Regions from separate parts of the Mus musculus genome. Here regions 1, 2, 3, 4, 5 and 7 are each linked to region 6. A link is a loop called in an ENCODE intact Hi-C map of the cell type or tissue named here. Cell type or tissue: heart. All regions are shown on one strand.

Region 1 (4,000 bases), 380 kb before region 6:
AAGCCATCTACCTCCTCTCAGGTACCTTCACATGCCCGACTGAGTCCAGCTAAGCTCCCTTTGCTCCGGGCAAACACACTTGCTTGGGAGTTCTGAGTTGGGAAACTGCAGGGAATTAGACCATCTCACAGATGGGCTCTGAGAGGCATGGGGTCTGCTTTCCTCATAAACATGGGTACCTTGAGGAGCCAAGATGGTGCAGTGTGGGCACTCTGCTGGAAAGCAGCTGTCGTAAGGATGCAAGTTGCAGTGCGAGAGGGGTGGAAGTGAGGTTGGGAGAGAGCAGAACCCAGACCTAACTGAAGGCCAAATCAGGCTGGGGAATGGGGTACCTGGCCTCTCTAGGTACACCAGTCAAGTGAGTTCACAGGGGAACATGGGGTGACCTGGAGACCTGGAACATAGGGTGGGGAGTAGAAACCTCATGCACATCCATGCTGCTCCTTCTCTTTTGTTTTTAAAGATGTGTGCATGTGTATATGTATATGGTGTGTATTAGTGTATGTGAGTGTTTATGAGTATGTGTTCAACCAATGAAGTGTGTGAATGTGGTCTGTGTGATATGTGTATATATGATTGTGTGATATGTGGGGATGTGTGTGTGTGTGTATGGGGGGGGTGCGAGTGTGTGTAGTGTTTGTATAGTGTGTTTGTATGTGAGTGTATATGGTGTGTGTGTATGTGAATGTGTATGTGATCCTGCCTGTGGAGTTCAGAACAAGGTGGGCAGTCCCCCACGGTTACAAGCCATTCTGATGACCTGATGTGGGTATGTGGGTCCTGGTAGCCAAACTCCAGTCCTGTGAAAAAGCAGAAAGCTCTCTTAGTGCTGAGCTGTTTCTCCAGCCCCTGCTTGTCTTTGCCTGTCAGCCTTGCTGCAGCCAGGACAGGGAGGAAGGGCATGGATGGAACCATGCTGCTGATCTGAGAGGTTGAACTCAGATCACTTCTCTAGGCTGACAGACCTCTCTGCATCTCTAGAAAAAGGCCTGGGGTCTGTCACCCTCTCCCAGACCTCACAGGGACCACATTCTAGCCAGCCTTGAGGTCAGCACACTGGGACAGAAGACAGCTCAGTGAAGACTTCAGACTGGGACTGGGATGGTAGAATTGTATGGCTAGAGTGTGAAATGTCTCTCACTGTGGTTCTGTTTGGGGAAGTTGTTGACCATTTCTGTGACAAGTTTTTAGCTGGCAGAAGTGAGGCTATAGGGCTATATTGATTTGTTACTGGCCAGCACTATTTCCCTCTCTCTCTCTCTCTCTCTTTCTCTCTCTCTCTCTCTCTCTCTCTCTCTCTCTCTCTCTCTCTCTCTTTCTCCCTCCCTCTCTCTCTCCTCTGCTTCCTGAGTAGCATGAACCTTTTCCCCAAAGGACAGAGCTCACCTACAGTTAACATGAGGGTAAATGACCCAGCAGATGGGGCTCCTGCCTCAGTTTACTCATCACCGACATCACCCAAGAACCCTGGCATCTGACTACTTGAGCATGCACCCTTTCTGAACACCATGCGTAGATGGTCTCTTCATTGGTTGAACGTTGTGTGCAGCACAACCTGTGGCTTATCTGTCCAGCCGCCTTTATTGGCATCCTCACTTCCTTGAACATGGCATCCATAGAGGTGCATACACTAGCTGATGGGACATAGTTGCCAAAGGGTCCATGACCAGAGCTGTTCTACAAGCTTCATGTGTGCATTTAGGCATATGACGCAGCGCACTTGGAGAATATGGGAAGAGGACAAGGGTGTCTTGCCTCCCGGGTGGAGGCTTGAGCTCCTGCCCATCATCACTCCTCATGTCTTCTGAAGTATGGAAGCAAGCTTCAGCAGCTGGCTTTGACTCACTCTGAGAATGTCCACAGCCTTCTGGAAATCTTTGTCTTGCACAGGGAAATGAGAAGTCTCCTGATAATAGGAACTTTTCTGTGCTGTGGCAAAAATGAAGCAAGGCAAGGAAGCTTAGAATTTTGCAGTCAACTCATTGTGTCTGGTTAGAAGGCCCTGGGAAGACAGGATATCATGGGACAAAAACAGTTGTTCCAGGATCCCCCATGGGAGGGCGCCCTGCATCTCTGACTGTAGATGCTGCAGCTGGAGCAACTGCCTACCCTTCTCCCTGTGTTTAAAGCCAAGAACTTAGAGAACCACAAACAAGGGGGTTCAGAATTACATACCTGTCAAAGATGAGCGTGGAAGCAAGCCTTCCTATGCACATGCCCTCCCTCCGTTCTACCCGAGGTCAGCCACAGCAGGCCTGCACCTGCCCTGGTGGAAGAGCTTTGGTTAAATGACACTGGCTTCTGGCCACACTTTCGCAATTTCCAGCTCCAGTGAAGCCATTAGAATTAAATCCCAATCTAGTCTAGAAACTCTCCTGCATTACCCCTTTCTACCTCTTTGTTCTTAGCTCTGGATGTAATGTGTCATCAGAGAACATTCTCCTGATGGTCTTACGAAGGCAGTGTGTACAAGGGAAATCTAGGTGCAGAGACCCACAGTCCAACATCGGATGGAGCTCAGGGATTCTTATGGAAGAGTTTGGGGAAAGATTGAAGGCCCTGAAAGGGATAGGAACTCCACAGGATGATCAACAGAGTCAACTAACATGGATTCTTGGGACTCTCAGGGACTGAACCACCAACCAAAGAACATACACGGGCTGGACCTCACTCCCTGCATATGTAGCAGACATGTAGTTCAGTCTCCATTTGGGTCCCCCAACAACCAGCAGGGGCTGTCCCTAAAGCTGTGGTCTGTCTGTGGAATCCATTCCCCAACAGGGCCACCTTGTCTGGCCTCAGTGGGAGAAGATGAACCAAACCCTGTAGAGATTTTATGTGCCAGGGTGGAGGAATACGTGGGGGCAGAGGGGGAGGGCTACCCTCTCAAGGAGAAGAGGATGAGGGATGGAGGGAGGGTCTCTATGATGGTGGGGCCTGAAGTTGGGGAAGTAATCAGGGTATAAAGTGAATAAATAAACACATTAATGAAGAAAGAGAAAAGGAAACCTAGGGTCCAACTGCTCACTAAAGGTTTCCATGTTTCAAAGTACATTCGTCTTTGCTGATTATCATGTGGCTCGTGTGGCTCTGACTGTGCACTGTTTCCCACTGCAGTTGATCTGGGTCAGTGATACAGATACATCGTAGTTTATCAGCACACAGATGGGAATTGGGTTGTTTATAGTTGGGGACTGTTGCTAGCTGTGGTGCTGCATACATGGAGAGCTTTCTGCTGAGCGTAGGCACTGTTTCTTTGGGACTTATGTGGAGCAATGAACCCGGTAGCTTGTGGAGTATGTGATGTTCTGCTTCAGCCCCAGTTTCTGCCCTACACCCTAACTTCATTTATGTTGCCTTGGTAAAACATCTGGATCGGAAGTGACATGGGAGGAAGGGTGACAATTCCATGTCACTGTCCACACTGTCACCATCCAGGCTGTCTAGTTTTTAATGCCAGCTTGACACAAGCTTGGGTCGTCTAAGAAGAATTCTTATATGAGAAAATATCCCCCATGGAACTGACCTGTAGGTAAGTCTGTGTGGCATTTTCTTGATTGATGATTGATTGGGAGGATCCAGCCCAATTTGGGTGTTTCCAGCCCTGGGCAGGTGGACCTGTGGTGTGCAAGCAAACAAACTAGCACTCCAGGAAGAGCAGGCCAGTAAGCAGCACCCCTCCACAGCCTCTACATCAGCTTAACTCCAGGTTCCTGCCCTGCCTGCAGGAGTTCCTGCCCTGACCTCACTCAGCAATAAACTACAAACTATGAGCCGAAATGAACGGTTTCTCCTGTCCCGAAAGTTGCTTTTAGACATGGTGTTTTATCACAGCAATAGAAACCCTAACTTACACAGGGTCCATCTTTAGAGGAGTCAGATAAAGCAGTTAGTCACATCACACCCACCGTCAGGATTTCCATGTGCCTCTCCGGCCAATGAAACACGTGAGAAGCATCCTTGGCCCTCATGGATAGAGCACCTCTGCAGGGACTCCATT
Region 2 (4,000 bases), 140 kb before region 6:
CCTACCCCTCTACAGCTCACAAAGGGAGAAGAGGACACTTGAGGGTCTGTAAAATCTAGATTTTCCTTCCAACTATTTAATTCCCAGAAATAACAACCCTGAGACTAATTATTAATGAATATCTAGGCTATAAGCTTTGGCTTATTCTCCAACTAGCTTGTAAGTCATTTTTCTGTTTATTCTCACCTGAGTTGAGCTGCCAGCTGGTTTATATCTGTCTCCTCAGCACTGTGGCATAAATCTCCAGTGCCTCCAATTATTTCCCAGAATTCTCTCTGGATGTCCTACCTCCTATTTCCTGCCTCAGCTCATTGGCCATACGCATTTTTATTGGCAGGTGATGCTTATAAGAGATTGTTTTTTCTATCAGAGCTGGTGCCTATAGCTGCAGGTGGAAGAGTTTCTGGGAAGCACTCGTGTGTCCTTCAGTGAAGACAGTGTTTCCTCCGCCTCTGAGATCGTGGCTGTAGGAATTTGGCAAAGTCTAGGCATGAGGTGGAGATTCCTGGAAGCCACTCTTGGCCTGTGTATTCTGAGGCCTTCCCAGAAGCACCCAGTAGGACCAGTTTCAGGTTCTCACCACTGTTTTCACACAAGCTCTCATGCTTGGAGTGACCTTTTAAGTACCAAAGCAAGAGTCTGTGGGGAGTCTTAAGCAGACAGAAGTCACACCTAGTGCTCAGACACACTTTAAAGGTGGGAATCTTCCGGAATCAGACTTTGCCCGGCTGAGGAACTTGGGTTACTCCCTTGGGGCTGAGAAGTGAGTAATCACAGTTTATCAAAACAATCATTCAGATGCATTGTGGAGCATGATCGTGTAGACCTGGAGGCAGGGGAGCTCTGCAGGGCTGCACAGTGTCCTGGATCAGCTCCTAGGCAGCTGAGGAGCTGACTGGGAATCCAGAGAATTCCTAGCTTACATCATGCTTGTGCTCTGCAGGGCTCGTGGGGAACAGGGACAGCAGGGTTAGCTTGAGGTGCTGTGACCCAACAGAACTACATGCACTGAAAGTTGGGTCCAGCCACATATTGTTGCCCTCAGGAGTCTGAGTTTTTTACCTTGGCATTGGCCTTTGGTAATTTTATTTTTTCGTCTTCACTCTTTACATATTAAAGGCAAATAGTGCATCCTTCAGCTTGGTAGCAAATTCCTAGTTGACCTGTCATGAGGTTTTGTGCAGTGTCTTAAGAGTCCCAGTTTTCTTAGAAGCAGTCAATAACTGGGTCCAGAACCAACACAAGCAGTGTATGCATGTTTCTACTGCCTGGAACCCAAGCAGGCAGTGTGTGCATGTCCCCACCACCTCGGTCCTGTGCAGGCCACTCATGCCTACCTCCTCCACCAGACTGCATATCTTCACCTTACAGATATACACCTCATCTCTTGCTCACCCCTCCATTAAGAGGCCCAGAGCTAACAAACAGATTGTGGGTTGTCAGACACTTGCTTAATGGAATTATTGTCCAGGCCATCAGGCTGGTTGTATGGCCCAACACAACTACATGCACTGCATGCTTCTCAGGGGACGTGAAGTGATGAGGGAGGCCCGTCACCAGCTGCACCGGCTGTGCTTTATGTCCCGTCTTTAAAGAGCAAGAACAGACATGGTACTGAGAAAGTTCAGCCATGCTGTCCCTAAGCCCGTCAGTCCCCGTGTGTAGGTTTGTCCTGTTGTATATGATGATTTGTGGCCAACAAAGGTCAAAAAAGAGGGCTACTGGGCACTCATCCTGAAACTACGTTATCACTATTGGATTCCTGTTGTCAGAGCAACCCGGACTCTCAACATTCTTCAGGACTGTTATATGAGCTCACCAGGCCCCTGGGCTGTAGGCCAGCATCTGCACTGGGACTTTAAGCTGCATATGAAGGCATCTGGTAGTACCTGCCTGATGCACTCCTTAGTGTGGAATATGCTTATAAAAATTCAGCCCCCTGACTGACCAGTTCCTATGTGTTCGAGTGGACTCTATAAGTACCTGAACTGCGTGAGCTTGCCCAACACCTCTGCAAGGGAGAGCCTAGGGTCCTAGTCAGATGCTGAGTGTGTGAGTTTGAGACAAATGGGTTCTCATCGGCTCAGATTGGGGAATCCTAAGAGGAGAACCTTGCTTGTTGGGCTCTCCCTGAAGAAATATAGTTACAGGAATGTGTGTGAGGAGATGACCCTATTTCAAGATAGCCTAGCATATAATCTGGGTGACAGTGGGCTGGGGAGTCATGGGCATGTGCCAACCACCTATCCCTCTGCCCATGGTGGGGAATTGCAGGCTGGTCTCCAGTTGAGCTGAGGTTTGAACCCCGGTGGTGATAATTCACCTTCATGAATGGTAGGCGTTCCCTCATGCTCCTAGAACTCTGGCTCCTGCCTAAGTTACTGCCCCCCACAGCCCCCACAAGAGAAGCATGGCTAGAAGTCACATAGGCAATGGCCCAAGCTTCTGATCTTCAGGCTAAACTCCTCCCCAGTTACCTAGCAACAGTAAAGACCATAAAAAGGGCTATTCAGCCCCTGCTTGCTCTCTTACCTCTTATGCTCTTACGTCTCTCTTGCTTTTTACCCCTCACTCTCACCCCCTTTCTCTTTGTCTTCTCTCCTCTCTTTTCTCTGTCTTCTCCTCTTCTCTCTCCCTCTTACTCTCTTTCTCTCTAGCCTTTCTCCTCTCTCTCTCTCTCTCTCTCTCTCTCTCTCTCTCTCTCTCTCTCTCCCTTCTCTCTTTCTCCCTGCATTTCTATAATAAATCTCTTAAAACCATAGAGAGTCTCTGCTCATCAAGATCCACCGCCCTCATCTCTCTCTCCTATAACCCTGGGGCTTTAGCAAGGTAGCTCCGGGGCTCCCCAGGTAGGGCTGCACCTTGGCCACCCCCTGAAGAGTGGGATAGAGGAATGCCCACCCAGGGATGAGTGGAAGATAGTTAGCAGCCCTCCCACACCTGACTGACCAGCGTATAGGTGGAACTCTGGCGGGGTGTGGGCCTTTTCCCTTCCCCCTCTTCCCCAGGGCCCCCTTTTTTAGTTCCCACAGCCCATGACTGTACCGGGCCCAAGCTTGGCTCAGGCCTGTGACTTCAGCATCTGTCTTGACTGCCCACCCACTGAAGTGACCTATTTATTCACACTGGGGCAGGAGTCACTCCTCACACACAGTTTTTGCTTCATAGTACACAGGGAGTCTGCTCCTTGTGCCCTGTCAGGAAGGGTGTTTTGTAACCTGCATGTTCAGTCACAGTGACTACCATTTATTTCCTCCTGCCATAGCTGCTGCCATCAAATGGGACTCTACCTTTTGCATATTAGCACAGCTTCTCTTCCGCCTCAACTCAACATCCTCATTTTCTTTTCATGCTGACTTCTTCCCTACACATTTTACCACGATAGCATGTGCGCCCTTCGCTGAGAAGTTTGACATTTTCCTAGAGTCAAGCCATTTCCCCTCACAGGCCCTTGCTGAAGGGTGCCATGCACTCCTGTGGGCCTGGGACTCTGGAGCCTTAGTTGAGGCTCTCACTGAAGTCTAAAGCAGCAGAGACAGAGAACACTGGGGCACTGTGCAGACACACAGAAGGAGAGCAGCTTTCACCAGAGCCAGCATGCTGCTCTCATGACTGGGATGCAGAGGACCAGGGCCCACTCTGACAGGAAAGCAATGAGCATACAGAGCCCAGAAATGCCGAGACTGATTGGTGTGATCCAAGCCAGGCACAGAACCAGACCAGGGACGTCCCTTGCACAAAGTGTATCAGGTCTCTGCTTCTCACAGCCTGCCGTTCTTGTCCAGGTCCCACCACCCGTGGGATTTGATGTCTGGTAGGTAGCCTCCTGAGGCAGGGTGTAAAGCAGACAGGAAGCACGTGTGCCAGGGCGCTGCATGCTGTGCCACCTCTGAACTGAGGAAACAGGATTCCTAGTGGTGATGTAAGCATTATTGAAAAGAAAACATGGCTTCCAGTTTCCCCATCCAGTGGCTGCCTCCCAAGTAAAACTCTAGGGGTA
Region 3 (4,000 bases), 290 kb before region 6:
AGACTTGCTGGGGAGTGGATGCAGGCTCTTGGCTCCGTGCCTTTACTGCCGCTTGATGGATGATCTCCATGCTTTGCTTTAACCACCTCTGCGATGGATGCTGACATCTAACCCCACATCTTCCAGTACAAACAAGGAGCCATCGCAGGCGATGATAAATGGGACCAGGCCTGAGCAATGGAAACAGCTCTGCAGTATCCTTAGTGCTCTTCCCTCGGAGGGAGGCAGGATTAACCACACACTGGGCAGACAGAAGTTCTGTTCTTGGTTGGAGCCCGTAGGTGAAAAGCTCTGCTCACTAAGACTGTATTTACAGTCACTCGCAGCACTGTAGCTGTTTTGGTTTCTCATCTGGAGAATGACCTGCAGACTTGCTGGCTCAGTGCGAGGCCCTCAGTACTTTGTGATTCCGTTTCTAACTTTCTGCAAGATTTTGGCAAAAGCTGTGTCAAAGTGCGGAGCCTGAGTGATGAATGGTTTCAGAAGAAAGCTGGCAGAACACAGAGAACCCTGTGACCCTTAGTTAGCTGTGACAGCCACTCCCAGCTCCTCCTTAGGCAGACGGTGAATTAATTGATCTTCATTTTTTCTTCTCTTGCCCTTGCTCCAAATTGCAAAGGAGAGCAGAAAAAGCAGGGCCCACTCAAGGCTCCTTATTTCTAATCCATGCATGGGCTGCCCCTAAAGTTCCCCTCCCCTCCCCTCTCCCCTCCCCTCCCCTCCCCTCTCCCCTCCCCTCTGCCCTCCCCTCCCCTCCCCTCCCCTCCCCTCTGCCCTCCCCTCCCCTCCCCTCCCCTCCTCTCTCTCCCTCCCTCCCTCCCCCCCTCTTTCTCCCCTGCCTCTCTGCAAGCTCCCCTTCTCTCCCTGCAAATGCTTTCTTCCTGTAAGGTCTCTCTCATTGTGAGCTTTTTCTTTTTGGCTTGCAGGCTTTCTCCCTACAGCGCCCGCTCTTTCCCCTCCTTCCTCTGCAAGCTTTCCCCTGTAGGAGTCTCCAAGGAGAGCTTGCTGCATTGCCTCAGCCTGGCTGGGCATCCGAGCTAAAGAAGCAAGCATCAGAACAGAGAAGTTCTGGATGAAGATGGCCGCTTCTGACCCGACTTTCTGGATTACCAGGGAACCCTCAGAGACAGTTTAAGTTAGAGAATTTGTTAGGAGAAAGAAAACGGGCCTGCGTTCTCTCTCCCAGTCCTGCACAGAGGCGCCGTATTGGACTGGGTGTCACGAGCACACACCGCAATGTGCCTACACTTTCATGAGCAGGGCAGCAGTTGTGACACACTCTGAAGGTGTTCACATGGGGTCCCTGCCAAGATTGATGTTCCCACCCTATGAATTCCAGAAGCATCTATCTAAGAGGACTCTGTACAGTAGATATAATAGAAATGTATGTGTGGTCCTGTGACTTGTATATTTTTATGTCAGTGTATGTTAGGCACGAGGAGCAGCGAAACAGTGTGCAAAGGCTGCGTTGTGCCTGAGATGCCACACTGACAGGAATAAACACAGACTTTCTCATTCCTACCAGGAGGTGGGTCAGTAGCTTGTGCTCTAGTGCTCAGAAGTGGGTACACGGCTACCAGGAGCCTGGAGAGACCTAGAGTCCTTTCAACCTCTTGCTCATGAAATGACCAACTTGAGAAGTAGTGCCAGCAGGGGGCACCCTTGACCCACACTGGATGAAGCCCTCTGGCTCATTTCAGAGTTGGTCTTGAGTGGTGCCTAGCCTGTTACAAAAGAGAAGCAGTCCCTGTAAGCTTTCCACACTTAGCTTCAAATGTTCTGTTTGCTAAACCACAGGGAGGTCCTCCTTGGGGAGCAGCTATCTGCTTTGCCATAGATAGACCCAGATGTAAAGTCCACTGAAGGATTAGAGCAGCCAGATGGAGGCTGTTTGAGATATCCTCGGCAAACTGTGGCTGGGTCTAGGAGTTCTGCTGGCAATGGGCAGGCTGGACAGCAAGATTCAGGACCTCTTCATCCTCTCTGGTTCTTGAAGGTCAGTGGTTCAGGATTTTGTGACTTAGACAAGTACCACTCAAATGAATTGTTATTTTGCAAAACCAGCTTGTAATGAATACTTTGGTTAGAAAATGCAAGCGTGTCTGACCTCCTTTTCTGTCACTGGCAAAACAAAGAGGCAGAAGCCACACTCGGTCAACATGGTGCTGGCCCAGAAAATCTGAGCAAGTGGACAGAGCAGAAGACACAAGTTTCCCTGAGGTTGGATGCAAACACCTGCTGAATATCACTGGGTCTGGCCAATGTCCCTGTTACCTGAGTGTTGGAAAAAGCTACATCACTTCAGAAACACTCCATAGCTTTGGCACATGTACCTTAAGCCTCCTATGCCAGAATGGTGGGTGGTTTGAATGCAGAGGCATCCTGGACACAGGATGAAATGGACACAGGTGCTCTATTTAGTGTCTCATTCCTTCTTGTCCCCTAACCTGATTCTGGCCCCTCTATGACCTCATTTTAACTTGGCATCAGCCAAAGCTCCATTCCTGGCTACGTTCACATTCACAGGAACTAAGAGTTGGAGTTTTGATGTGTCGTGCTGAGTGACAAAACTCAGTTTGTAACAAGTTAGGGGGTGGGGTGGGGCTGTTTCCTCTGCTGCTGAGCACTTAGCCACCTGCAGGAACAGGTTATGAACCACTAGATGGCACTGGGATCTCAGGTACAGGTGTGTTCAAGGCTTTACGACCCAAGGCAGGGAAACTGATCCCCATAGTGGCCGTGGAGCTGGATAATGGCAAACCTTGGTGCTGAGACCCTAAAAGTTCTCTGCTTCTTCAAGAGTATTATGGTCAGAGTACAATGTTTTCTTGTTCCTTTATCAGTTCTGAAAAGGCTAGCACAGCCCCTAGGCCACCCTGTCTGGATGGTCCCAGACTCCACAAGCACTCTCAGCAGGTCAGGAGAAGGAGGAATGACGAGCAGATGCTGGAAAGAGAAATGTCTGTCTGTCTATCTGTCACCTGTTGCCCTGAGAAGGGTGTGGGGACAGATTCCTCTGAAAGTATCTTTGGTTAGTGCTGCAAAAAAGGGACGGAAATTTCCAGAACCAATAACCAGATCAGGTACAATGCCTTTGGGGTACCATGTGAACACTTGCATGCACATTAACAGGTACCCCCGAACATAGGAATACACAAAACGCACACGTACATGCATCCTTCACACAAGGATGCACACATGTGCACATATCTCTCATATATCTCTGTACCCAAGTATACATGTATGTGCTTGCTTACACAATTCTTGCACACATGTATATACACATACATATGCCCATATCTGTGCACACATCCTTACTTGGCCTTACTCACAGGTATACAAACCACCAGGAACACAGCCTGGCCAGAGGCCATAACAGTGTCACCTGTGGCCAGTTACTGGCCTAAGATGATATTCATGGTGACAAAGCCTGATCTAGATGTAGTTCAAAGACTCAGTCACTCTCCCTGCAGTCCTGTTGGTCTTGAGTCACCTCTTGGGTTGGTCTCCAGAGTGAGGCCTCCTTTGGGTCTCTCCCCAACCTACAGCCCAGCTCACTGCTCATCTTCTTCTCCATGGACACGTGTCTCCTAGAGAGTCTTCATCAGTGACATGAAGCAGCCAGCTGCCTGAATGAAGCTGACAAGGCCTTTCATTGGTTTTATGGCCGTATTTGGCTACTTAGATGTAGTTGGCTTTGATGTGGTGTGCCCGGAGCAGGAGCATGTGGCTGGCCCTCAGCAACAGTGCTCTCTGGGGGCTCCAGGCTGGTGGCTCTATCTTACAGTCTTTTATGGCCTTGCAGGTGCCCGAGGCCAGGATAAACTGGGCGGGCAGGCCGTTATTGATAAGGAAACTTAATACCTAACAAGTGCCAGGTGACATTTCCTCCTTGATCCACGAAGGGATGAGGGCTTAGATCTGAGCTGAGGTGAATAAAAAGGATGATTGTGAAGGGAAAGGAAAACAAACCGTCACCTGCCTGGCAGCGCCTAATGCG
Region 4 (4,000 bases), 120 kb before region 6:
CTCTTGGATGTTTATCAGAGTGCATATTCCTGGTGACACACTTTGTACACACGTAGTACAGCTACCTTTCATATATGGAAAGCCATCACCTTCAAGGGCAATGGGTGCTCTTAGCTCTCTCTTCTGAGTGTGTTAGTCTCATATCTGTTTGTCTTGGACTTTGGGAATGTTCTTATGCCCCAGTCCATGTATCACAAAGGCAGTATGGCTCTAGGCTCTGTAGTGGAGGCAAAAGGCTCTCAGATTCTCACAGCGAGCAAATCAGCTCAAGGTACTTGGTGGCCAATCAACACAAACCTGGCAGGTACAGCCTGTAGATAACTCTGGCCCTTTGTCTCTTTCTTACATCTCCACTATTACCTCTGACCATCCATGTAGTTAAGACATTCCTTTCACTCTCCTAACCCAGACCGCCATGAGCAGCTTCCTGGGTTGCTGCTCCAACCAGTCCAACCACTTCTCCTTCATTCTGCCCTCTCTGGATGTGATGCACAGTTCTTTTTCCATTTGTTGATGTCTCTAAAACTATAACAAGCATAGATGTCAGAGTCTAAAATAAATGGCTTATCAGTTACCTCCTGTAAAACAAAATAAGGATTGCATACCTGGCATCCATCCCAAGCAAGGACCTTGCTTGAGTTCAATTGTGACCAGATCCCTGCTTCTTCACAGGTTCTCAGTGGACATTCTCTGAGCAGATGTGAACAATGGCTACCTTCACCATATTCCCCTTTGAGTCTCTTGAGGCTGACAAGCGCTGGGGAGTTCATGTGTGCACCTCGGGGTTTTGCAAAGGCTTACCATGCTTTCTCAGTATGCCTCCTCCTTCAGCGGTATCATGGGCCAGATGAGCATATAGGCAGTTAGGAAGCCCCTTCCAATGGGCCTGCGGCATGGTTTCCCATCCTTGTCTTCACACCACCAATGCCTGTGTCATCTCCAGTTGTCCAGCAAAGATGGTTTCCAGAAGTTTCTGGAGAGCCAGCAACCACTTGAAGCAATCTCAGGCTTCTGTTTCCCTTCTGGAGAAGCCTCAGGGATTCAGGACAGTTTCTCAGAGCCCTTCACTCAGTGGGTATGGCTTGTTCTGTAGATTGTGATCCATCTTTTTAATTGAGCACAGAAGAGATACACAGTCTTTCTTGTCTCAAGTTCCACACACTCTATGAAAGGCTAACATCTGTTTTCTGCTAGAATGTTTAATAAGTCAAAACAGACCTCCATAGATACTTGCCACAGGCAGCTAGCATTTGTTTGAATCATAGTAAACGCACACACACACACACACACACACACACACACACACACACAAAGAAACAAAAAACAAAACAACAATAACAACAACAAAACAACTCAAGTGTCTAAAGGAAAACAATGAAACCAAAATATCTTCAACCACACCAGCATGTTAGTCTCTACTGCCCAGCTACCATAACTCAGGATGGAGAGAATATCTCAGACTTGACAAACAGGTACCCCAAGTGGGGGTGAGTGCAGGAGAGGTTGGTAAAGAAGCGCTACCATGCATGTAAAATGCTCTGTGGAAAGTCGAGCTCTAGATACCAGAATTGGTGAATCACTCTTGGGTTGAGATCCTAAACGGTCAGCTCTGGGGCTCACAAGTATGAACACCCATGATCCTTGATATGTGTTGCACTGATGAATCTGCCCCTAAGGAGGCCACCACCGATCTGCCTGACATTGCTTCTAACTAGACTTGGGATTTCAGGAGATATGTAATGGTGGCTGGCAGCGTCTGGACTCACTACCCTGGGTTAGGTTTCCTTGTGAAAATCCCAGTAGGGAGAACTTGGTGACTGCGGATGGTTCCAAGGATCTGAGGCCTCAGGTAACAAAGGGACACCCATACATGCTTGTATTGTGGCTTTAGAGATCAACCAGAGGCTAAAGCTTGCGAATCTTAATCTCATGTCATAATTCAACAAATGTTAGATGCCACGATTGATGGTTGCTGTGAGTCAAGGTCAACACCTATCAATTATAGTGGTACAATTGGTGAGCATGAGGTACGAATACAGTGCGCCTGCATCCAATCATCTCATTCACATTGAAGCAAGTCTAACTTACTAATTTCTGAATACTAAATCTTTTTTCCATTGTACAGAGACTTCTGTTATACCTTGTGAATTCCACTGACAGAGGAGGAAATGTGCATTTTTTTTTTTTTTTAGGTTGTCCTGGTGCCAAAAAGCACGAGTTTCTGACAAGTGTCCTGGATGCGCTCTCCACAGACATGGTTCATGCCGTCTCTGACCCCTCTTCCTCTTCTGGCAGGTATACTGTGTCTTGCTGCAGAGCAATATGCTGGCTTGAAGCCCAGAAGTTTGAAGGAATCTGGGAAGCTAAATTCTTCCTGGCCGGTGGCCATGTGAGATCAGGCAGTTCACTTGAATGTCTGAGAGAGAGAGAGAGAGAGAGAGAGAGAGAGAGAGAGAGAGAGAGAGAGACAGAGACAGAGACAGAGACAGACAGAGACAGAGACAGAGACAGAGAGAAGAGAGCGCCTTAGAGGAGGCGGACCATGGGGAACAGCCTCCCTCTTCATGATCAGCGGCTCCTGGGGCCCAGGGAGGCCTGAGAAGAGGAACACACTTGCTTTGGGTGGATCTATAGGTTGAAACTGAGTCTGAGACTTATCTACTGGGTTTTGACTTATCTACTTTGGAATTCTGCAACTCAAAAAAAGTTGGCTTTTTGGTTTTTGTTTGTTTGTTTGTTTGTTTACTTGTTTTTGAGACATGGCTTCTGTGTGTAGCCCTGGCTGTCCTGGAACTCACTCTGCAGACCAGGCTGGCCTTGAGCTCAGGGAGCCACTGCCTCTGCCTCCCGAGTGCTGGGACTTATTTATCGTTGATCCCTGCTATGCACATGTGAGGCTTATCTTCTTATCCAGGTTCAAGTGTACAGCTGGGGCCTTGATCCCACCAACAAGGCTCACCCTACAGATGCTCTCCTGTGTACACTGTAGACACAGTGAGACTTGGTTTTTTTTTTTTTTGTCATGGTAGGAATAACGGTGCCTGTGTGCCCACTTCCTCACAGTACAGGGTGATGGAGCTGTCCAGGTGGTACTTCAGTACTTAAACTCAGCTCTGGGTGTTCACAATCTCTCACTCTTATTTCTAAAAGAAACTTTATTTTAAAGTTTTTTTTTTTTGTTTTTCTAAAAACACTTGTTCCCATGCCGTCCTGACAGCGAGCTCCTGGCTGTCTCCTGTATGAAGCCTCCTTAGCATAAAGCCACCCTTCATCTTGTGCTTTCTTTGCTAAGGAAGGCATAAGGGGAGAAGGAACACTGAGGGGGAAGTGTCACATTTGCACAAGCTAAGGCAAAAGAAGTCAACTAAATTTCAACCTCCTGTCATGTACTATAGAAGTGACTGACTTGCCTTCTGAGTGTCTGACCCACAATAGTGCCTGCGAGCCCAGTCGCTGGGGGCTGTTGGCATCTGCTTGCTGTGTTTGCACTCTCACAGAGGAAAGTCCATCTAAACAGTGGAGTCCGCTGAGTCCAAAGTGATGGCATAGGTTCTTCACCTCAGGTGAGAGGTGGACGTCCTTCCGGCACAGTGTCAAGGTTTGACTCACAGCCTGACTTATCTGTATCTCAGAATGTACAGCTTTAAAAGAATTCCAAAGAAAACTGTCTAGTTATAACTGAAAAAAAATTTGATATCACCTCATCTATTTACGTGTCTCTTGCATACACAGTAGACAAATTATCACATTAAGGTAGAGAGCCTGGCACTTTAGATGCCTTTGGTGGATGCTGTTATTTCTTGACCTGAGCCCAGGTCTCAGGTCAGTGACCTTGAACTCAAGGCCTTGGGTGATTGAATAACCACAGTGCACACATTGCTGTGGTGTTCCTTGTTCTGAACACACAGGCTTATATTTGAAGGTGGCCGTATCAGGTAGTGCATCAGGGTAGGCACAGGTGTGAGGGTGGGGAAGGGGGGAGCCAGAGTCAGGGGGCACA
Region 5 (4,000 bases), 410 kb before region 6:
GCTCAGCTTCTGACATTGCAGTTGAGATCAAGTGCCCTGGAGCCCTCCCTAGCCTGAGTCAGTGATCTCAAGTTTAAGTCCCTGCTTCCTGGTTTGTAGTACCAATCACAGGACTGTTTCAGGCCAGGGTAGCTGTGAACATCTTGTAGACCTTGCTGTCTGCATTTGAGGGGGACTGTTTACTACAGGACTAGCCTAGGGCTGGAATCCAAACTCCCTTCTCCCTTGAGGCCAAGGGACATTGATATTTATCTAACTCCAGGCTCTCTGATCTTACATAGGCAGAGCACCTATGGCCCAGGGTCTCAGGACTGCTATACATACTATGGCATACAGGAGCCCTTTGCCATTGCAGAGGGTGGCTGAGCTGACTGAGTATGGCCAAAAAAAAAAAAGTGCTCATCTGCCTGGATCCATGGGCCTCTAGAGATACCAGGCCTGGTGTGTGGCTGCTCATGGGCTGAGATGGGAGGGTGGGAGGGGACTTCTCTTTGGCTCATGTTGGCAGAGCATTGTTTCTTTCCCTGCTCCTTCTTTATGGGCTTTTCTTTACCTTGACGTAAACGGAAGGCCTGGAAGAAGTCTATCTATGGGTAGTGAGGCTGGCTGAGAACCGGCTCTCCCTTCTCCATTCTCTTCCTGCTAGGGGCTTGGGGTTGTTGGTGGGTTAACCTCCCCAGCATTCCAGTCTGCTTCTCAACATTGAATCCTTTCCTATCTGTCTCTTGGCTGGGTACCTGTATACAGAAGTCTTGGCTGCAGCTGTCAGTCAGGGCTTCCCTGAGTGAGTAGATTCCACATTGTTCTGAATTGAGGCATCAACTTGGTAGATGTTTCCTTTAGTGAATATTAGGAATGCTTCCCCATGACTTTTCATTCAATTTTGTTGAAATTTTTATTAGATATTAAAATGGCTACTCCAGCTGGCTGCTTAGGTTTGTTTGCCCACGAAACTTTTTGCCAGACTTTTATTCTGAGGTAAATTCTATCTTTATTGCTAAAATGTGTTTCCTGGTACAGTATTCCCCTCATGGGAAGCCTTTTGCAGGAAAATGGAACTTAAGGAGAAGCACAGGTCTCCCAACAGTTGGGTGTGACTCGGGGACATGGCTAGTAGGGGATTTAAAGGGAGGGAAAAGCAGATGAGGAGGTGGGAGGACAGTGGAGCTGGATCAGGTCTGTACATTACCCTAGTCTCAGAAGACTTGGGAGCCTGATGAGGGAATGGGTGTAGAGAGGAAATCGAACCTGTATATTTCCAGAGCAGCAGGTCTGATGAGGGTGGACAGAGAAGTGTCCATGAAATGGAGGTCTGGGTAGACAACAGGACATACCAGGTAACTGGGTGTGCCCAGAAGGACTATGCAGGCTACAGGGATGGACCAGGTTAACTTTTAAATAAATTCACAAAATGCTAGAAGGAAGCAGAAGGAAAGTTCTGGAGCCTGCAGAGGAACAGGAGCTGCTGTTCACAGGAGAAGTTTTAGTAATTGGAAGAAGACACTATCTTATATCTTACATGATGCCCAAGATCACTGTGTGGTCCTGCAGCACAAGTATATGGCCCATAGTGGTCACAGTTCCTCTCAGTAAAAATGCTGGAACACAAATAGATGCGATTATTCTGCTGCCCTTCTGTCCATGTATCCAGCAGGAGGCACTCCATACCTACAAATATGCTGACAGTTCCTCAGCATCTTCCCAAAGAGGTCTCCTGGACAAATGCAGTTTCAGGACATGGATGGCCCTGCTGGGTGTCCTCAGCAGGGTAGCATGCTTGCTCTGTTTCTAAACTATAGAAAAATACACTACAGTAGCAAACAGGCATCTTCCCCTCCTATGTCATGTCCTCTCAAGCAAGCTCTTTCTCCTCCTTCTTACTCCTCTTCCCTATCATACATCATTCCTATTCTTTCTTCCTTATAATTCCAAAGATATGGGAAGCACGTGACAGATTTTAATTTAGTCTCAGCTTATGCCATTGCTTGCACTAAGACCACCTGGACAACAGGTTAACTTTTAGCAGTAAAACCAAGAAATACTAGAAAACATTAACGATTTTGAATAGTGAAGACATGAACAGAATCCCAAAGCAAACAAAAGGGAGGGTCATTAATATTTATTATACAAGTAGAAGCATACCCAGGCAAGTAAAAATCAAACACACACACACACACATCAGACGAGCAAGAAGGGTTTATAAAATAGTTAACACTAAATACACCCTTGATATGGCAGTCTACAGGAATGATGGGACAAAAATGAGAGAGAGATGCAAAAGGATATTTCTACAAAGAAGAAAGCAACAAACCCTGGACATCAAGGTGCAGTCAGGCCCTGGCTACTGAACACCTGCATGTTGTCAGCCAGTGATACTGGACAATAACATTCTCTAGCCAGTGGCCACTGGACATCACAATGAGATCAGCCAATGGGTACTGAATGTGGGAGTGTCCTTGGCCTTTACTACATTAGGATTTCTGTCCCATGCTATGTATGCTCACCCAGCAGTTCATAATGACTGAAGTCTGCTGTTTATCACAAGTGCAGGTATAGGTAGGTGGTGTGCCTGTAGCCCTCTGGGGAGAAGGAGTTGCCTGTTTGTGAAGATCAGCCAGTACAACAACTACTGCTGACTGTTGGCATGGATACATGAAGAACAGCCTAGGAAACTAGAGCAATGCACCTCTGAGCCTGTATTGGGGGTGGGAGTATTTTCAGAGCCTAGATCATAAGAGTGATGATTTTATCAGTTATTCCAGGCATATCTACCTGGTAGCCCACAGGACACCTCAGGCTGAGGATAGCTATAAATGGGAGCCAGAAAAACAAAAACTTCCCGAAAATTACCTGATTGTTCAGTTCATGATGATGTCAGGTCATAATGTTAAAATGTTGACTGTGCCTGGATCCACTGATGAATTCAAATTTTGAATGGACTCTTGAGAGGGGTGGCCTGTTAGAAGAAGTGGGTAGCTAGAGGATTAACCTTGAAGTCTCTCTCTTGCCTGGCCCTACCCAGTCTCTTCACAAGGATGACAGGAACAGCTTAATCTCCACTACCTTAAATCCCACCTTGCCTCAGGCACACAGAAATGTGTTTATCTCACCTGGATCTGAAATCACAAACCAAGAGAACCCCTCCTTCCTGGAATTGATCCTCCCAGGTGTCTTTCACAGTGACAGAGAGCTGGCACACACACTTGACAGTCAATACTAAACTTATACCTGTAACTATAGCCTTGGCTCAGTGCTTTTCCTGCTGCATTGCTCTAAGGGCAAGAAAAGACCTAGAATCTATGAGCAGTGGGCCCCATGCCAAGCTGGAGCCTTGTCAGTGGATGTGGTTCAGCACTAGAGATTTAGAGAGGAAAGAGAAACCTGCCCTCTTTATGAACTTACTGATGCTTAACATGGCCAGAGGTCAGAGCACTGACCTCTGTCCTGAGACTTTATGGCCACAGATAGGAGGATGACAGCACATTATTTCCAAAGACAGAGAGACAGGCAGAAGATTTCTAACCTGATTCTGGGAGTGAGTGTCTCACATCTCCACAGTTACCTCAGAGGCTGCTATTTTCTATTTAAAGTCACACACCCACAAACACGCACAGGCCCATGTAACACACATACATACACACATACCACTGCAACACACATGCAGGTCTATGTAACTAACACTCACACACTCACTCACACACACACACATACATTCACTCACTCACTCATGCAGACCCATAGACATCTGTGCACACATATCCATGCAGACACTTAAAAACATGTCTATACAGGCATATAGATGCATGCACATGCACACACACACATGCAGATACACACAAACAAATGTCCATGCAGACACTCTGCTATACACACATATACACACATTCGACCATGAAACACACACATACACACACACTCACCCATGCAGACCCATAGACATCTTTGTACATATATTAATGCAGACACATAAAAACATGTCTAAACAGACACATAGATACAT
Region 6 (4,000 bases):
TTTTCGAGGTGAACGGTACCAGAAAAACAAAACAAAACAAAACAAAACAAAACAAAACAAAACAAAACAAAACAAAACAAAACAAAACAAAGCAAAGCAAAGCATACCCCACTGGACCATCAAAGTCATGCCCTGATGTGAGAACAATGCTTGTCAGCCACTGCTCTGGCTGGGAGGTGGCCTGTGAAGGGGACTCTGAGCCTAGCCCCAGCCCCTGACTCTACACTGCTTAGCCAATTTGAAAGGGGCTCCTTGGAACCTCTTCCTCCACACTGAGTTTTGAAAGGAGGGGAACTGGCATGGAAAGGAATGGGTCTGAATTCAGCCAAAGAAAAATCTGGTTTTTTTTTTTTCTGTCTCAAGGGTGGCATGTTCAGTATTTGCCTTCACACCTGATCTCTCTAGGAGGGGCCTCTCCATCACACGCTTAAAAATTCACCACACACCACCTCAATAATTTTTGTAAAAGTTTTTGAAGGCTAAAAACGAGTCTCGCAGGAGGTTCCTGACAGAGCCTGATCCCATGACTCTGGAATTTTAATGAGTGACTTACAGAGTTGTGAGGTCTAGGCCAGATCTGTAGGGATCTGTTATCCCAGAGACTTGGAATTAATATATGCCCTAAAACTGTCCCCTAGCCACCTGCTCCTGGGCAGACCACAGGCCCCAACCACCTTTCCTCAGTGTCCCTCAGCCTCTGAGCCAGCCCTCCATGGACCAGTGGCTTTCCCACTGTGGGAACAGTGCAATTCCCTTCCCACACAGAGGGCAGAGTAAGGATCCTGGGTCCACCATGTTCCAGAGCAAACGAAGAGAAAATCTGGGTGTCGTGCTGGGGTGCTACGACTCCGGAGCTCTGATTCCAAGTGTTCTTTGAGGTGAGACACTGAGGTCTGACCTCTGTCTGGGACTGAGAAGTCAAATGTACCTAACGTCAGGAAAATATCCTTTGTCAACAAGTATGATTTGCTTAAATACACGTCTCCCGCCTTTAAACTTAGTGGCTTTCTTTTTTCATGGCAGAAAGAAGAGGAGAGAAAATGCTTTGAAAAGAGTTCAAAGCAATATCTGTGGCTTGAATTTTTCTATTTTTACAAAGATTTATTTCAGCACCACAGAGGTTGACTGTGTGTGTTATGGATGTGTCAGATTCACCAGTGACAGCAATTGTTACACTGTGGTCTAGTCTTGACGTATGTCAGGAGCCTAAGAATTATACGCAGTCTCTTGCTCCACCCGGAGCCTGGCCCTTCTAATCAGCAGTTTCTCAGTGTAGCTCATCCCCACATAGGGACATTACCTTAGGCGCGACTTGTCAGATATTCAAAAATATTGATCATGGACAAAATTGTATAATGCAGAGCTGGCTTGCTGAGAAAGAAAAATTCTCTGCCAGCAAGTGTGAATGCCAGGGCAGAGATGCAAAGCTGACATGGAACAAAGAAAATGAAGACATGAAGACAGGGCTCCTGGGGCTGGCAGGGCTGGGGAACCTTTCTGTTCTGCACACAGGTCCCTACCTAGAAACTCTTATACAAAGACTTGGGTGGTGGGGTAGGGGAAATGGGGACTGGGGTGGGGGAGTGCAGGGGGAGTGGGATGGGGACTGGGACCTGGGGATATGGGCCAGGGATGGAGACTGGATCCTGACAGGAACAGAGAGCTGGTACGAGAGGATTCTCATGGTTTTCTCTGTAAATTATTTGCTCTGTTCGCTCTTTGATTTTTGGCGCTTAGAGCTATTTAATTAATGGGATCGTTAGAATCTTTCTGAAGTACAATTCTATGTACCTGGATACCTAGAGGTTTTATCTTCTCACAGGAGACTCTGTGAGGTCTGGTCCCAGACTCTGGCTTCAAGCACTTTGATCAAGGAGAATGCCTGCCACCTACTGGCAGAGTCCTGAACAACGTCTCCAGCAAGCTTGCATTGTGGTACCCCAATCTCTCTTTTGCTGGGTTGGCCTTGAGGGTGACCTTACTCTCCTATAGTCAACTTTCCAGAGTGGACTGTGTGGAGACGGAGAACGATGAATCCCCTTGTCCTCTACATCCCAGAGGGGAGATCTGAGAGGCCAAAGGACTTGAGAGTGTTCCAGACTACTGAGTGGCCTGCCTGCCTTCCTTCCTTCCTTCCTTCCTTCCTTCCTTCCTTCCTTCCTTCCTTCCTTCCTTCCTTCCTTCCTTCCTTCCTTCCTTCCTTCCTTCCTTCCTTTCCTTCTTTCTTTCTTTCTTTCTTTCTTTCTTTCTTTCTTTCTTTCTTCCCTCCTTCCTTCCTTCCTTCCTTCCTCCCTCCCTCCCTCCCTCCCTCCCTCCCTCCCTCCTCCCTCCCTTCCTTCCTTCCTTCCATTCTCTCTCTCTTTCTTTTTTCTTTTTCTTTTTCTTTTTTTTTTGCAGGGCCTATCAGAGCCTGTAGGAGGTAAGAAGGGATTCTCTACAAAATCAAGCTTCAACAAACCATATATCTTTCCTCAGGAGAGTTTTAGGATGGTGGGAGAGACTTTTCAAACCATGCCTGAACCCCACCAAGCCCTCACCTCAGGCTTGCATCCAAAGACCAGTCATGAAGACCAGAACTCAGCCAGTGGCCTTTGGCCTTGAAGCAGGTGTCCTGGGCCTCTGGCTCTTACTGAGACAAGGTCTGCCTCCTCAAGAAGTGTTTTGTTGCAATTTTTTTTTTTGGCCTCTCAGAGTCCCACAATTGAGTCCCTGAGAATGATGCAGAAAGCCAGTAGCCGCTGAGCCCTGATGCCTAAGGTCCTCTTCTGTTACCACGTGACTCAGTGCCTGAGCAGCAGGGATGTCTCCAGCCTATTACACTGGAGCAGGTGTTAAGTGGGAGAATAAGTGATGTATGTGAAGAAAGAGCATGAGGCGGGTTTTGTTAACTGTGAGTAAAAGGGCCGTCCTCTCCTGGACCTGATGTTCCTCATCCCGGCATTTGTCTCTGCTGCTTTAACTGCTGCTCGCTGCGTCGTCCTTAATCTCCATGTCATGTCAGAAGAGAAGAGGGCACACCGGAGAAGTACGCTGCACCATAAATCACTACAGTCGCTTCCCTAGAGAGATATCCTTAAGGGAGGCACATATAGGAGATGCCACCATCTTAGTCTTCCTACCTCTATTCCTGGAAATGAGTGTATATTTCTAATGACCCTATGCAACATCTGCTGGCTGGCCACGGTGGTGGCAGTGTGTTGGATACCCAAAAGCCCAGATGACTTAAAGAGCTATGAGGAGTCCACACAGGAATGCAGAGCTGCCTCTAGAGTGAAGTGCTGTTAGGAGACAGTTTGGAGGTCTACAGTGGGGTTTCTTCCAATCTGGAACCATTAAGAAATACATGCTGAGTTCCAAGAGGCAGATAAGCCAGCAGCTTGGTGCAGCTGGGATCTAAGCTGGCCTGACTCATCTTTATCAGCTTTCCTAAGTCCCCAGATGGCTTCATGCCTTAGTTTCTGCCGTAGTTAGGGTTTTACTGCTGTGAACAGACACCATGGCCAAGGCAAGTCTTATAAGGACAATATTTAAATGGGACTGGCTTACAGGTTCAGAGGTTCAGTCCATTATCATCAAGGCAGGAGTATGGCGGCATCCAGGCAGGCATGGTACAGGAGGAGCTGAAAGTTCTACATCTTCATCTGCAGGCCCCTAGGGGACAACTGTCATATGATTAGGAGGAGGGTCTTAAAGCCCACACCCACAGTGATACACTTCCTCCAACGAGGCTACACTTCCAAATACTGCCACTCCCTGGCACCACAGTTTCCTTTTGTGCAAACAGGAGTTCTGTTTGGCTACAGATGGATCAGGAAATGTGTCTGTTGATCAATTACTATTTAGTAACTTTAGTGTAGTACCAAGGCTTTTCAAAAGGAAGCCATGGCTGCCCTGGTGGAGCTGGGCTCCTGTTGGAGAATCATCTTCCAGAGCATCATTTCTTCAGGGTTGAGATGTGAGTCAGGTCATGTGATTTCATCCTACTCTCTGCTACACTGCT
Region 7 (4,000 bases), 230 kb before region 6:
GAGTATGAAATGCGTGTTGGACTATTCCATCATAATTCTATGTCAAAGAAGAGTCCACCCAAGCATGGCAGTACGTCTGCTTCCAGGTGGCTGCTACATCCTTGAGGGGAAGTGAACAGGCAGAGGGTACTCCTGTTGTCTGGCTGGAAGAGTGGCTCTGACCTGTTTGTCCTGCCTCTGAAGCGACAATGCACACCATGGCACACACTTCACCACTTCACTTTCTTCTAGAGGAGCTTATTTTTAAAAGGGATTTGAAGAGGGAAGAGAGGGGAGAGAGGGGAGGGGGTGAGAAACAGAGAAACAGAGAGAAGGGAGAGAGGGAGAGAGAGGCAGGCGAAGAGGGGGAGAGAGGGGAAGAGGGAAAGAGAAAGAGAGAGAGGGAGAGAGACAAGGGAGAGAAGAAGAGAGGGAGAGGAGGGGAGAGAAGGGTGGAGAAGGGGGAGGGAGTTGGAGAGGGAGACAGGGAGATGGAGAGGGAGAGAGAAAGAAAAAGAGAGGGGGAGAGAGGGAGAGAGAGAGGGTGGAGCAAAGGAAGGTACTATTGAAGGAAACCAGATACCGATGTATGGATCACAGGCCTTTTCCAGGACAGTGCTGGCTAGACCTGCTGTCCAGGACGTGAGTGAGTGCACAGGACATTTTACACATGGAGACAGGGTGATACCCTGAACCCTGCCCCCTTTCTCTTTCACACATCATGGGTTACATGCATGGTGAGGCGCCCTCCCTGAACACGTGTCATGTCTGGAGCTCCCTGCAGGAGTGGTACAGGGACTTTAATTCCAGTACAGGTTCAGAATCTGTCAAGTCAAGACTGCCTGCTCTTCAACCAATAAGAACTATCACCATTTCTTCTTCTTTGAGGACTGCTTGTCCATTCCAGGGTTGAAAGGAGATGGTAGGACTCTACAGAATCTTGTTCCTAGCCCTGTCTCTTCAGACCTAGTTTCTGTTGTCAGGGGTGGATGGGTTTGTGTGAAGCTGACACTGTGGTTCTCAGTGCTTGTGTGGGACAGTGACCCTTACTGTTTTCCCCCACTGGCCCCCCACAAAAGGGTTACTGGCCATCTAATACATGTGACCGTCCGTCCGTACAAGACAAGTGTGCCAAAATTCACTGACATAAACACAACTTTGAACTACGATGTATGCTGGTGGCTGCCTACTACGCCTAATGACTTCCTGAGATTCTAACCAGTCGCCCTTAGCTGTGTTTTTGTTTGTAAACCTTTCTGTCACAGGAATACTTTATCAGTGCCGATCACAGGCGTTTGTACTTGGGTGTCTTATTTCAGGTTGGAAATCCCCTTTGGGTGACGCCCATGCCGGGTGCTTCTGGTTTTTCATGCAGAGGGGCTTCCTTAGCTCCCGGGTTGTGCTTGTCCAAGGCTCGTTCCACCAGGTGAAGCTCATCTGGTTTTCATTGGCTGCTTAACTCAGTGTCCCTGGATAAAGCCTCAGGAGACTTGGAAAAATCACAGCTTCCAGCCTTCCCATGATTTAACTGTGGTCATTTATAAAATGCTAAATCGGATCCCCGAGTCGCACTAGGCCACTAGTAGTAGTTGAGGCTGTGTGACCAGCCCAGGCTGTTCATGGGTGTGAATTGTGATTGCAGCCCTCCTCACGTCACCCCTACCCCTTCTGAGGGGCAGCACGAGGCCTTCTGTACATGGAATCGAGATACCTGCACTAATAACCAAACTGTCTTTGCTCTCTGTAGTGTTCTTTCAGCTTTCTGAGCTCCTCCAGATGCTATCACACTTGCCCTCACCCTCTCCTTACCAGATGACTATAAATATATGTCCTGGCTGTGTGCAGCTTGGAGTTTGGAAACCCCCTGCGGGTAAGGAAAGTGAGCAATAGCTGTGACCTGAACGCACACGCTCAAGTTCTTTCTTGAGCGGATACACAGATAGGTGCTGTGCCAATCAGTGTCTCACTCTTAAAAGGTTTATCTTTTGGGTAGAGTTGCCAAAGACAGATCTTTCTATTCATAGACATAATCCAGGTGGAGCTGTGAGTTCCCTTTCTGTACTCTTGGCTTCTCTCCCACCTTTCCACCCTCCCAGAGAGACACAGCCAGGTGCAATCTCTTGGCAGTACCAACCTAGCCCTCCGCCCTTTGGAAGGTGCTTCTAATGTTTCCCAAGTCTGCCACAGGAGGGCGCCCAAGGGCATGAGCTGTGTTTCAGACACCACAGCCCCATCGCAGCTTCCATCTACAGAGGCATCTTCTGCTCTGATTGAGCTCAGTCTTTCCAGCCTCAGACATTTGACTCAAGGCACAAAGTCCCAAGTGAGAGAACTAAAAAGCAGAGGCACTGTATTTGATACTTCTAATAGCTTTATTTAGAAGTCTGGGACATTTGTGTCAAACTCATGTTACACCCAAATATCAGATAGGGGTAGAAATTTGTCTTTAAAACAAGCCAGGCTGGGGGGAGTAACAGGAGGCTGGCATGTTCTGGGGTTTCTGTTTTGTTTCTGTTGCAAACTTAACTACCCCATTAATTGTAAAGCAGTGAGTAGAGTTATTTTGTTTGCTAAGTTAATATTGTATCCATTCTCTTCACAGTAAAGCTCTAAAATGTGACATTTTTAAAATGAATTTTAACCTATAGTAAAAGAAAACTAGCTACAGCAAGCAGATCACTGTCCTGTGGCCAGCACTGCAACAAGGGTTTGCTCCCTTTGTAGTTCAGCAAGTGTTTAAATGTGATTCATGGAAGGTGAACTACTGGCTTGATTTCCATTGAGACACACCCTTATTAGAGATATATTTATAGAGAGGGAGAGGGAGGGGGAAAGGGAGAGGCAGGAGGCAGGAGGCAGGAGGCAGGAGGCAGGAGGCAGGAGGCAGGAGGCAGGAGGCAGGAGGCAGGAGGCACAGGTGCTTGTATGGCCAGAGTTACAGACAGTTGTGAGCTGGCTGATACGGGTGCTGAAGTGCTGGAGTGGTCCTCTGGGAGAGCAGTACTTTCTCTTAGCCTGAGCCATCTCTCCAGTTCCTTGAACACACCCTCTTTGGCTATATTTTTGTCAAATACTTCCGTATAGATATTCTTACTAGACACTTTCTCCTCCCCCCCCCCTTTTTTTTTGAGACAGGGTTTCTCTGTGAAGCCCTGGCTGTCCTGGAACTCACTGTAGATCAGGCTGGCCTCGAACTCAGAAATCTGCCTGCCTCTGCCTCCAAGTGCTGGGATTAAAGGCATGCACCACCATAGGGCCACTGAGCCACATACTCAGCTCTGCTCTGTGTTTTCTTAGCAACATGCTCATTGGGACCATTGTTCTTGTTAGATACATTCTAAACAGATGCCCTGATGAGATGCACTCTTGTGTATATTCTTACAGATGGCATCTGGGTCAAAATCCATTTACATTTCTTTTATCCAAAAACCACAAGAAAATTAAAAAAAAAAAAAAACCAAACACTAATGCCCTCACTCAAATCTATGTCACCATTTCTATTGGTCCCTGCCCCCTTTTCTTTCTGTTACTTTTGAAATGTGCCAGACCTATCTCCCTATGTTGCCTAGCTGATTGGATTCTAGCAGCACCTCTCCTCAATTCTTTCCCTCTTTTATTTTCTCTTCTTCTTTCCATCCTTCCAGGTTTCCATCTGTCCCAGTCTCTATCTCTTCATCTCCCAGGCCTTTCCCAGTGTGCACTTCTTTGTTCCTGTCTGCCCCGTCCCCACCCACCCTGTGAGCAGATCTCTGCTGTCCTATAGTTGGGCTCTGCCCGGCTCCAGCTGCTGTTGAGTCTAGTAAGAACCAGTGAGGTTATCATAAGCTCCCAGGGAAGGATGGAGAGGCAGAGGCTGCAAACCATCTGAAGCAGAGAATATAAGACAGGTGAGTGAACTAGCCCCGAGCTAGATTGTTCTGCTTTGAATCTGAAAATGTCTCAAAGGCTCAAAGTTAAGGTCACAGCTGAGGGCATTCTGAGTGGGCCTGATCCTAAGGGCACTAACCTGGTGATGGGGTTA

The links. Hi-C counts contacts between places; a loop is a spot of excess contacts. Peaks named below come from ENCODE experiments on the same cell type or tissue, not always from the same donor. Only the 100,000 strongest peaks of a DNase experiment are listed, where the experiment ranks them.
Region 1: it touches region 6 in a loop (2.2-fold over the local background); 4 of 42 quality-filtered maps call a loop at or near these places.
Region 2: it touches region 6 in a loop (2.1-fold over the local background); 8 of 42 quality-filtered maps call a loop at or near these places.
Region 3: a loop joins it to region 6, with 10 times the contacts of the local background. A loop is called at or near these places in 33 of 42 quality-filtered maps.
Region 4: it touches region 6 in a loop (2.0-fold over the local background); 4 of 42 quality-filtered maps call a loop at or near these places.
Region 5: a loop joins it to region 6, with 2.7 times the contacts of the local background. A loop is called at or near these places in 15 of 42 quality-filtered maps.
Region 7: it touches region 6 in a loop (10-fold over the local background); 27 of 42 quality-filtered maps call a loop at or near these places.

Annotation. Positions count from the first base shown.
Region 1 is chr17:14,134,837-14,138,836 of GRCm38, forward strand. No RefSeq gene overlaps it. Among named protein-coding and RNA genes, the nearest start is that of 4930488N24Rik, 28 kb to the left of the region's middle. In heart, a CTCF peak has its summit at 2,047; a DNase peak (open chromatin) is centred at 2,055; H3K27me3 peaks cover 3,321 bases.
Region 2 is chr17:14,383,377-14,387,376 of GRCm38, forward strand. All of the region lies in intron 9 of Smoc2 (SPARC related modular calcium binding 2), which reads left to right. Among named protein-coding and RNA genes, the nearest start is that of 4930474M22Rik, 14 kb to the right of the region's middle. In heart, no CTCF peak of the experiment used is centred here; a DNase peak (open chromatin) is centred at 1,825; H3K27me3 peaks cover 3,468 bases.
Region 3 is chr17:14,231,185-14,235,184 of GRCm38, forward strand. All of the region lies in intron 1 of Gm41531 (a long non-coding RNA gene), which reads left to right. Among named protein-coding and RNA genes, the nearest start is that of Gm41531, 7.1 kb to the left of the region's middle. In heart, CTCF peaks have their summits at 1,643 (motif pointing right) and 2,666 (motif pointing right); a DNase peak (open chromatin) is centred at 1,697; H3K27me3 peaks cover 3,777 bases.
Region 4 is chr17:14,395,329-14,399,328 of GRCm38, forward strand. It overlaps Smoc2 (SPARC related modular calcium binding 2), which reads left to right. Exons shown (of 13, transcript NM_022315.2): 10 at 2,193-2,295. It overlaps 4930474M22Rik (RIKEN cDNA 4930474M22 gene), which reads right to left and starts at 3,614. Exons shown (of 3, transcript NR_027986.1): 1 at 3,411-3,614. In heart, no CTCF peak of the experiment used is centred here; a DNase peak (open chromatin) is centred at 2,343; H3K27me3 peaks cover 3,897 bases.
Region 5 is chr17:14,110,229-14,114,228 of GRCm38, forward strand. No RefSeq gene overlaps it. Among named protein-coding and RNA genes, the nearest start is that of 4930488N24Rik, 3.1 kb to the left of the region's middle. In heart, a CTCF peak has its summit at 1,658 (motif pointing right); no DNase peak of the experiment used is centred here.
Region 6 is chr17:14,518,847-14,522,846 of GRCm38, forward strand. It overlaps Gm34916 (a long non-coding RNA gene), which reads right to left and starts at 3,580. Exons shown (of 3, transcript XR_385417.2): 1 at 3,547-3,580. In heart, a CTCF peak has its summit at 1,900 (motif pointing left); DNase peaks (open chromatin) are centred at 1,905 and 3,335; H3K27me3 peaks cover 2,543 bases.
Region 7 is chr17:14,286,253-14,290,252 of GRCm38, forward strand. All of the region lies in intron 1 of Smoc2 (SPARC related modular calcium binding 2), which reads left to right. Among named protein-coding and RNA genes, the nearest start is that of Gm52280, 7.7 kb to the left of the region's middle. In heart, a CTCF peak has its summit at 2,165 (motif pointing right); a DNase peak (open chromatin) is centred at 2,159; H3K27me3 peaks cover 3,590 bases.